2 separate regions of the Homo sapiens genome follow, and region 2 is linked to region 1. A link is an interaction called in ENCODE POLR2A ChIA-PET data of the cell type or tissue named here. Cell type or tissue: K562. All regions are shown on one strand. Each heading gives the region's core, and the rest is flanking DNA. Links, peaks and the distances in the headings are about the cores only. Region 1 has its middle 37 kb from the start of C5orf22. Region 2 has its middle 150 kb from the start of DROSHA.

Region 1 (5,387 bases), core at 62-5,061:
GCAATTGCAAGACTTTTATACAAGGATTTTCATTGTGACAGTAAAAGACTGGGGAGGAAGGTCTTTCAACAGGGACTGGTTAAGTTATCAGACATCCATATGGTGGTACCCTTACCACCACAGAAGGGGGCTCCTCTCTGTGTACTGATATTGAAAATTCCACCAGGAGGAAGAGAAAATATAAAATGATTAATAGTATATACAGGATGCCACTATGTATTTTCTTTTTCTTTTTTTTTCTTTTTTGTGTGTTCTAGGAGGCAAGGATGTATTTTATTTTTCTTATAACTTTTCTGTCATTCCTAGGGATTTGAGATAAGAGGGGGAGGCTCCAGGGTATGATTAATCTACCACATGATAGATTATGAAACTAATATGATGAAAACTTACAAATAACAACAAAGTTCAACAAGGTGGCTTAGATAGCAGATGGACATTCATAAATTAGTAGTTTTGTGATACACCAGTGATATGGTTTGGCTGTGTCCCCACCCAAATCGCATCTCGAATTGTAGTTCCCATAATCCCCGTGTGTCATAGGAGGGACCCAGGTAGTTGTCATAGGAGGTAATTGAATCATGGGGGTGGTTATCCTCATGCTGTTCTTATGATAGTGAGTTCTCATGAGATCTGATGGTAAGGGGCTTAAGAGTGCCCTTTGCTCAGCACTCACTCTGTCCTGTCATCCTGTAAAGAAGGTGCCTGCTTCTCCTTTGCTTTCTGCCATGATTGTAAGTTTCCCAAGGCCTCCCCAACAATGTGAGACCGTGAGTCAATTAAACCTCTTTCTTTTATAAAATACCCAGTCTCAGGTATTTCTCCATGGCAGTGTGAAAACAGACTAATACAAATAGCAATAGATGGAAAATGTAATGGAAAAGAATTCACAACAGAACCTAAATAATAAATATAGAAGATCTTTACAAGGAAAAATGTAAACTTTATGAGATGTAGAAGAAATCCAAAATTAAGAACATTATTGGTTATAGACGATAAATTTCAGTATTTTAACATGCCAAGCTGGGTGCAGGGGCTCATGCCTATAATCCCAGCACTTTGGGAGGCCAAGGCAGAAGGATCACTTGCGCCCAGGAGTTTGAGACCAGCTTGGGTAACATGGTGAGACCCTTTCTCTACAAAAAATACAAAAATTAGGCCGGGTGTGGTGGCTCACGCCTGTGATCCCAGCATTTTGGGAGGCCGAGGCAGGTGGATCACTTTGAGGTCAGGAATTCAAGACCAGCCTGGCCAACATGGTGAAACCCCATCTCTAATAAAAATACAAAATTAGCTCGGCATGGTGGCACACACCTGTAATCCCAGCTACTCAGGAGGCTGAGGCAAGAGAATCATTTGAAACTGGGTGGCAGAGGTTGCAGTGAGCCAAGATCATGCCATTGCACTCCAGCCTGGGCAACAAGAGTGAAACTCCATCTCAAAAAAAAAAAAAAAATTAGCTGGGTGTGGTGGTGCATGCTTGTAGTCCCAGCTACTGGAGAGCTTGAGGTGGGAGGATCACTTGAACCTGGGTGGTGGAAGTTGCAGTGAGCAGAGATCATGCCACTGTACTCCAGCCTAAGCAAAAGAGAGAGACTGTCCAAAAAAAAAAAAAAAAAAAGCCAGCTCTCTGCAAGTTGATATGTAAAATGTAATCCCCAAAATAACCCAACAGTCTTTAGCATACAATTTGGCTAGCTAATTCAAGAATTCATAAGTAAGGCTAGAAGTGTATGCGTGTATGCATAGCTTAGACAATTTTAGGAGGAAAAAATGGGAGAAACTTGCCCTGGCAGATATCAAAGCATGTGTTTAATATTGTTTAAAATGTCATATTGATGCATGAATAAACAGACAAAATTAATGAAACACAATGAAGACTTCAGAAAAAGGTTTCCACATACATAGGAATTTAATATCTAATAAAGGTTGAAATTTATCAGTGGTGAAAGGCTGGACTACTCAAGAAATAGTATTGGGAGAATTGGCCATGCATTTAGAGAAAAAAAGGTTGGTCTCTAACTCACACTTAATAAAAATCAATTGCATATGGATTATATATCTCAGTAAGATTATAAAAGTATTATATAAAAACATAGGAGACTGTGTTTATGACTCTGGGGCAGAAAAGCCTGAATTAAGGAAAGTTGCAAGGGAAGAGATTTGCATAACCATGTCTAAATTTAAACCTTCTGTAAAAACCTAAAGGCATAAGCAAACTTAAAATATAAGTATTAAAAAAAGTGCAAACTAGAAATAAATATAACATATAACAAAAAATTTTAATTTGGATATATATAAGAATAAGACAACTCAGCAGAAAAATGAACAGACAAGGTGAACTGTCAAGTCACAGAAGAGAAAATATAAATGATCAGTAAACAAAGAAATAAATTTTATTCTCCCTAGTCATGTACAGACATGTAAATTAAAGTAAGATGTAACTTCTCACCATATAACTGGCAAAGCATTAAAAAATGTTGGTAATACTAATCAAGAATGTGGAGAAATGGTACTTTCCTACTAAAACTGGAATAAATTACTTCAGCTTCTCTGAAAAGCAACTTGGCAGTAACTCAAAATAGTAACTATTCTCAGTGACCCAGTGATTCCATTTCTCAGTATCTATCCTATGGAAATACACAAATATGTATTTGAGGTGGCATGCACAAAGATTTTTTTCTGTATAGTTTGTAGTTGAAAAAAAGTGGACAATAACCTGAACATTTACCAATACATAATATAGCAAAGTTTAGAATGTGTTCAATAGCATTGCATTTATGAAAATATAAAGACCTCAAAAACTATATTATATGTTTGTACAGGTACTTACATACACAAGTGTTGGGGCTCAGAAACTGATGCCCCAAAGTATGGTGCTTCGGCATGCTGAGTGCTTTTCACTAAAGGAAAATCAAGGTCTGTCTCCCCTCCTTCCCTCCCGAAGCGCCAGAGTATGGCTTTCTCTGAAGTTGCTCTAGAAGGAATACAATTGTGAGTCCCTCCCTATAATCTCATTGAACAGGGAAGATTAACTCACAGGAAAGGAGCCTAAACACAGGCCTAAAGTATTCTTTCGAAGACTGCTACCTGGAAGACTATCTGCATTACAAGAAAACCTCTGCCAGACATTTTCAACCTTAACCTTCCATAATTTGATGCCACCTCCCCGCCCCTGGAAACCCCAAACTACTATTTCTTTCTGTAGCCCAAAATGCTATTTAAGCTTCAGCCATCTGGTCCTTCTTTGAGTCTCATAGTTTGTGGGACTCCCATGCATATGCACATAATCAATCTGTACGCCTTTTCTCCTGTTGATCTGTCTACTGTCCAATTTATTCCAGAGACTAAAATTATCAAACCTTCAGAGGGTGGAAATAAAGTTCCCTTTGCCCCTGAACATAATTTTATATATATATATATATATATATATATATATATATATATATATACACACACATATATATATACACACACACACACACACATACATACACACACACACACAGACACACACACATATTATTTTATTTTATTTAACTTTATTTTATTTTTTGAGATAGGGTCTTACTCTGTCACCCAGGCTGGAGAGCAGTGGCACGACCTACAGCCTCAACCTCTCTGGGCTCAGGTGATCCTCCCACCTCAGCCTCCCAGATTGCTGGGACTGCAGGGGCAGGCCCCCATCCCTGGCTACTTTTTTATTTCTGTATTTTGTAGAGATGGGGTTTCACCATGTTGCCAGGCTGGTCTTGAAATCTCGGGTTCAAGCATCTGCCCACCTCAGTCTCTGAAAGTGCTGGGGTTACAGGCATGAGCCACGGCACCCATCTTATATACATGTATATATATATTTTTTATTTTAAAGGATATTCACTGTTCAGGGTGATAGCCACTAACTGTATGTAGCTATTTTCATTTACACTCAAATTAATTTAAATTTAATTTAAAATTCAGCTCCTGGTCTCACTAGCCATAATTCAAGTGCTCAGTATCCACACATGGCCTGTGGCCACTGTATTGGGCAGTACAGACATAAAGCCCTTCCAGTATTTCAGAATATTCTATTGAATGCTGATCTCAACTCTTAGTAAAAATCTATAATCTTCCTTATCAAAGAGGGCTCCATAAACCTGGAGCATCAGCATCACCTGAGCACTGGTTAGAAAGACAGAATTGCAAGCCCCTCCCAAACTTACTAAAACCAAAGTCTACATTTCAACAAGATCCTTGGGTAATCTGTATGCACATTAAGGTTTAAAAGCACTGCACTAGCATCATCCTCATGAGCTTTGAGAAGCTCCTTTAGCAGTCGATCCTCTTTTGCACCTGGCGAAGACTTTCCAGAGACAAAGAATCTGGCCATCACCCACTGCTTATCAAGCAGTAGCATCCTGGTTTGAATTTGCTCAATTATATGAGTTTGAACAACTTTGCATGCTTTGTAGGATGGAATTGATAAAAAGGAGGTAAAGAAATTCACACAGATTTACTAATTATTCCTAGAAGATGGCTTCACAATTGCAAGATATTATAAATAAGCCATTCACAGAGATCGCTGAAAGGAGAAACAGTAAGTGGTTGTTTTGTAGATAATGAGCGATATATGAGTACTTGGCTCAGAACAAAATTTCCAGCAATATCATCACATACAAATTTGTACTCTCTTGAAAATTTAGATGGACTTGAAGATGATGGCCTCTTGAAATGTGTTAAAAGACTCAAAAAGTGATGATGAAACTACTGATAACAGGCATTTCTGCTACTAAACAGCTTTCTATAAAAGACTTATCTTCTGCAAACTTGCACACTAAAAATAACAGGGCTTATGGGGGAAAAGTGTTGAAGCAGGCCACTCAAAGCCTATACAGTTTTATAATGAGAATTCTTTAAAAGCAGAACCCTGTAAGAAATACTAGCATAATAATAAGCAACACAGTAAACTCTTAATAGAAAAATACTACAGTAAGTATAGAATCTTACCTTTAAAAAAAAAGAGCTGAAAGTAGCTTGATGGAAGAATGTGTAGTAAGGAATTGGGGCTTCTGGGATGTACAACAAAAACAAAATGCACAAAGATGGTGGAAACAGTATTTTGCACAGCCGACACAGAGCATGTGACCGAAATGAGCAAACAGGAAGAAGAGGGTGTGAAAAAATGCAAAGTATGAAAGAGTTAACTATGCCGGGCGCGGTGGCTCACGCCTGTAATCCCAGGCACTTTGGGAGGCTGAGGCGGGCGGATTGCCTGAGCTCAGGAGTTCGCGACTAGCCTGGGCAACATGGTGAAACCCTCGTCTCTACTAAAATACAAATAATTAGCTGGGCGTGGTAGCGGGTGCCTGTAATCCCAGCTACTCGGGAGGCTGATGCAGGAGAATCGCTTGAAC
Region 2 (5,387 bases), core at 61-5,060, 190 kb before region 1:
ACACACTGTCTCTCTAAAATATAAAACAGTGTCTGAAAATAGAGCCAAACTATCAACTGGCCAATTCTTATCAAAACCACAGGTTAGGAAAAATGATGTCAATGAACAATTATTTAAAATACATAAGATAGGTTGAGTGTGGTGGCTTATGCCTGTAATCCCAGCACTTTGGGGGCCTAGGAGTTTAAGACCAGCCTAGGAAACATAGTGAAATCCTGCCTCTATTTAAAAAAAAAAAATGACCCGATGCCAATGCCATATAGTCTATCCCTTGATCCAATTTGACATCAACACAGTTCAGCACAGAACTGAACCAAGCCCTCTGCAGAATTCCCTTCTCTGAGCTGTATTGTAGGTGCTAAGGCCCTGGCATTAATCAAGAGACACTGGAAGAAAAGCCTTATGATACTAAATGCTATGTTTATTATAGGAATATTGCTTGAAGACATTGCCTTCTCGGTCATTCAGTGCCTCCTTTATGACCCTACTGTGAAATGAACTTTGGAATCCATGTTAACATAATCTATAGCCACCCAGAGAGATATAAGCCTTGTTAAAATCATAGGTGTCACTTACTCCGGTTTGCAATAATGGGTAGATTCTTCCAGTCTAGATATCAATACGATGGTGCCTGGAGGAGCTCCTTAACTCAGGACTTTATGGATCTATTAAAAAGACCAGTGGGGACTGTATACTTTATACGATATAGTAAACTGGAACCTCAGTTATGATGACTTGTAATTCTGCACAACAGAGTTGTGGTATCAGTTACCAGACCTGAATGAAAGGCTGGTTGGGGCTGTATTTTCTTCTTCCTCTTGCTTTGTTTCACTCTCGCTGAAGTGTGTGTTCTTTCCACACCATTCCGGCTCCACCATGTCTGAGTTGGAATTTTCTTTCTGGTTTCAGAGCACCTTTCCCTGATATTCTGTTTGCTTTTGGTCCAGATTACTTCACCTGCAGCCTTTGGCAATTGTTGGCCAGGAGGCACCTCTGCACGTGCCTTCTGCTAAGTTCCTTTACAAGCCCAGGAACGGCGAACCATCCCTTTCTTCCCTCGGTGTCCCCAGTCCGTGCCCTCCATTAAGGATTGTTCTGCTTGGGCAACACTGAGATAATGGGAAGGTTTTATTCTGCTTCTTTTGCCTTGAAAAGTGATGTTCTGCTGATTCACACTCTGGGCAGAATTTGGGGGCACTAAGACAGTCCCTGGCTAACTCTCTGGTGAACAGCCTCCCTGGCTGGCACAGTTCAGGAAGGCCCTGGCTGAGCAATTTTACTCAGTGTGGTGGGAGAGAAGTGAGGGCTTTGGTGCCTTCAGACTTGGCTCTGAATCCTGGACTTGCCTCCTACTGCTGTGTGATCTCAAGCAGGCTAAGTAACCTCTCTGAGCCTTGGTTTCCTCATCTACAAATAGTACTTACCTTGGCAAAGTTTTAGTAATTGATTACAAATTACTGCTTCTCTGGAACAAAGGAAAGGGGAGAAGATAAAGATAGGGGTGGAGGGGAGAAAGGGAGGGGAGAAAGGGAGGTGAGGTGGGGAAGATAGATATGTATGCATTTATTTTCAATAAGAATGAAAAACCACATCTCCCCGTTATTCTTTTGACTCTCAGGAAACTTACAGATAAATCTGATATCCAATTTGAACAGTAAAGTAGCCAAAGTCTTCTGACCTGTAATTTTAAATGTTTATTTCTCCTGGATCTTTTGTTCCTACTTTCACCTATTCCTGGATGCTCATTTTTAAATCATTTTTTTATGGTTCATTATTTTGTGTGGCTTTTTTATGTGAGTTTTGAGCTTTGCCTGAGGCTTGACAAATGTCTGGAATCTTTTCCAGGATGAGATGTAGTATATATAAATACGTACATTTAGAGGTGTTGCTGTGAACATTTTTGTGGCACTATATGATAATCTAATCTGTAAAGCAAGCTCACACCCGGTCTTTCTTAATCCCCCCAATGAACTCCAGGGCTGAGATGAGGCAACTCAGCCTCTGTGAGTCACTTTCCTCAGATCACCAAACTCTCCCAAGGGTCAGAATTTGACGTGCAACCCAGGTCTTTTCTTCTGCTACCGAACTGACTCTCTGCGGTCATAACCCACTCACGTTTGCTACTGGGCCTCATAAATAACCCTGATAACAATAGCACACATGTATCATGCACCTGCTATGCGGTGGACATTTTACATGCATTATTGTATTTAGTGCTCCCCACAAGCCAGTGGCATAGCTACTGTATTATCCTCCTTTATAAACCATGGGCCATCCAAAAGGAGGCTCCCCAAGGTCACACACCCAGAAGGGGAGGACGGGGGACTTGAACCCAGGTTAGCTCAATTCCAGAGGCCTTGCTGTTACCCACTACCCTCCAAGGGCATCAGTTCTGTCACTGAATGACACTTCCTGGGGGTAGTGTTCAAAGAACGCTGGGCCTGTGTGATGTCACTGCGTGGCTGTGATAGAAGCAGACAGCAGCAGCAGGCTGTCCCCGCTTCCCTGACCTCTACCCAGTGGGCAGCGGGATCACCTTTGCCACTAACCTGCCGCGGCTCATTAAAGCCTTAGGCCTCCGTGATCTCCTTTGGATCTGTGCAAAAGGGTCACAATCTCAAGCTTTGTTGAAGTTTTCCTTTGCCGCCTGTTTTAAGACCTTGACATATATGATAATAATAAAACACTCATATGAGGTACTGGCCCTTAGAAGCATCCTGGGACTGGTTTTGGAAGTCTAATTGTTACCTTGAAGTCTATTCTTTTTATCTTTTGGATTTATTCAGCTTTTAGAGTCTTCTACCTTAAGATATGCTTTTAGGTTACGATAAACAAGGCTAAATATTTCTGGAAATATTCAAAGAAGGACGCGTTTCTTTTTCATCTTGATATGTGTGCCACTTCTTTTAATGTTAATAGGATTATTTTGTTTTCTTCGTTGGCTGTCTACCCTCTCAACCGAAGCTCTGGATCTGCCTTCTTTCTGGCTGTATCCACAGTTCCTAGCAGCATGCGTGGTCCCGTCTCTACCCATTCCCAGATGTCTCATCTTAGGTTGCTCCACAAGTTTTTGAAGTCTTGGTTTTGTTTAGTTCTTTTTGTTTGTTTGTTTGTTTGTTTTTTCAATCATGAAATGAGGATAACAATGACTCTTTCTACCTCTCAGGTTGTTATGAGGCTAAAGTGAGATATTGTATGTTAAAGTGCTTTGGAACCACACATTGCCATAAAAAGGTAAGATCGCCACATGGTCCCTGGTGCAAACTTCTGATAAAGAGCATGTGCTTAAGGAACATGCCAACGTTACGAAGGCACCTGGGCCTGCAGCCTAATTACCTGGAAGAAAAGCAGAAAATTCTATAACTCTATCATGTTGACTACCCATCATGAATCACAGGCATTGATTGTGGAACCGAGGTTTTGATGACCAGCATTTTAATCCAGATCATCATGATCAAGTCTGCAGAGACAATGGGCAGAACACAGTGTTTTAGTGCAGTTTCCTTTATGGTGGCAGTTTTCAATCTTCTCAGAGCAGGTGTCAGCAACTATAGCCCCTGGGCCAAAGCCAGCCCGCCATCTGTTTTTATATATTTTGCAAGCTAAGAATTGCTTTTACATTTTTAAATAGTTGAAAAAAAATCAGAAGGATATTTTATGGCATGTAAAAATGAAATGGAATTCAAATGCCAGTGTGTATAAAATTCTGAATGTTATCAATAAAAATTGGTGAAGATTTGTTGTCTTCTTATAAGTGCCTACATAATAGTCTCGATTTTGCCTGTTGGCCCACAAAGGCTAAAATAAGTACTATTCAGGCCGGGTGCAGTGGCTCACGCCTGTAATCCCCACACTTTGGGAGGCCGAGATGGGCAGATCACAAGGTCAGGAGATCGAGACCATCCTGGCTAACACGGTGAAACCCCGTCTCTACTAAAAATACAAAAACATTAGCTAGGTGTGGTGGTGGGCGCCTGTAGTCCCACCTACTGGGGAGGCTGAGGCAGAAGAATGGAGTGAACTCGGGAGGTGGAGCTTGCAGTGAGCCGAGATCTCGCCACTGCACTCCAGCCTGGGTGACAGAGCAAGACTCTACCTCAAAAAAATAAATAAATAAATAATACTATTCAGTCCTTTATACAAACCATTTGTGGCCACTGTCTTAAAGCATTCATTCAGTACTCTGAATCCAAGGCATTCAAAATCCTCATCTATTTGAGCGTCGCCGTGCCTCTTGAGGTACTTAATGTGTTGAGACTCTAACAGAGAGATGAGATCTATTCAGAGAAGGCTGCGACTTGGGGACTGAAAGAGCAGAGCGGTCCATTTGGGACCCAATCAGGATGGAAATGACAAAAAAGGGAAATGGGACAGAGAGGAGAAGAGAGATGGAAAAAGCTAGCAGGGGAAGAAACCAGGTCCCCAGCCCCCTTGGCGATGTGACTGAGATATGGCTAGACCATGTGTGTGCTCTCAGGTCACTTGGTCAGTCTGGATGTTGGACTCAATGCCTCTTTATTCTATTGCTCACTTCCATGATTGAGCAATAGGTGTTTTACTGATGCTCTCTCTGAGGAGACAGAGGGGGGTCTGCCATGTAAACATGTAGCATTTCGTGCCCCTGCCATCGCTGCCTAGACTTTTCTCTGCCCTGCCCCTACCCCATCCCTCCTCTGCCTGGATGGCACTCTCATTATCTGGCTCCCAGCCTCTGAGAACTAGCGGGCACATTCTCACTCTCTTGTTCTCACGCCCTCCCCCCAGGCTTTTGGTTTCTCTTTTCCCTCCTGTGCCATTTAGCGTTGTCCTCCCAAAAGCAATCCTATGTTCCCTACCTTCATTGCTTAACTCTGCCTTGAGGTTTACCAGCAATTTGTCTCCCTGGGGAGTGGGCTATAAATGACGCATGAGGTTTCCCAGCCCCAGCGGACACTGAGGGGTGAGGTGGTGTTTGTGGGCACCTCTGGTGGCAGTTGGGCAGCATTGGCAAGGGCTGCTGAAGACAAAGAGTGTGGCTGAGAGAAATGGAGACGGCCCCATGCTGGAGGAGAGGAGAGACCAAAGCAAACAGAATAATTTCCCTGGCACCCGCCAAGACCCAGGGCACAGGGTTGAATTCTGAAAAAACTAGAAAGGTGACCCTAGATGCAACTGTGATTGTGCCAGGCCAGGACAAAAACAAAAGTGCCATGGCTCCAGGGGGTGCGTGCACACCGAGGCTGTCCTGTCACTCTCAGGCCTTTATGGAGTCTGCAGTCTACATGTGCTCTGTGTGTTGTGCAATGCTGCAACATCAATTAAGCTTCTTCATGTAGCTTTACTAAGAGCGATGGACCCAGGAGGGCTGAAAAAGTGGAGGGAGGTGTACAGATCGCCACTGTTCCCTG

What was found. Peaks named below come from ENCODE experiments on the same cell type or tissue, not always from the same donor. Only the 100,000 strongest peaks of a DNase experiment are listed, where the experiment ranks them.
Region 2: POLR2A ChIA-PET joins it to region 1 with 6 read pairs; 4 of 35 experiments call an interaction of 5 or more read pairs at or near these places.

The regions. Positions count from the first base shown.
Region 1 is chr5:31,566,961-31,572,347 of GRCh38, forward strand. No RefSeq gene overlaps it. Among named protein-coding and RNA genes, the nearest start is that of C5orf22, 37 kb to the left of the region's middle. In K562, for the core only: no CTCF peak of the experiment used is centred there; no DNase peak of the experiment used is centred there; H3K27me3 peaks cover 38 bases.
Region 2 is chr5:31,376,972-31,382,358 of GRCh38, forward strand. No RefSeq gene overlaps it. Among named protein-coding and RNA genes, the nearest start is that of DROSHA, 150 kb to the right of the region's middle. In K562, for the core only: no CTCF peak of the experiment used is centred there; a DNase peak (open chromatin) is centred at 1,970; H3K27me3 peaks cover 1,954 bases.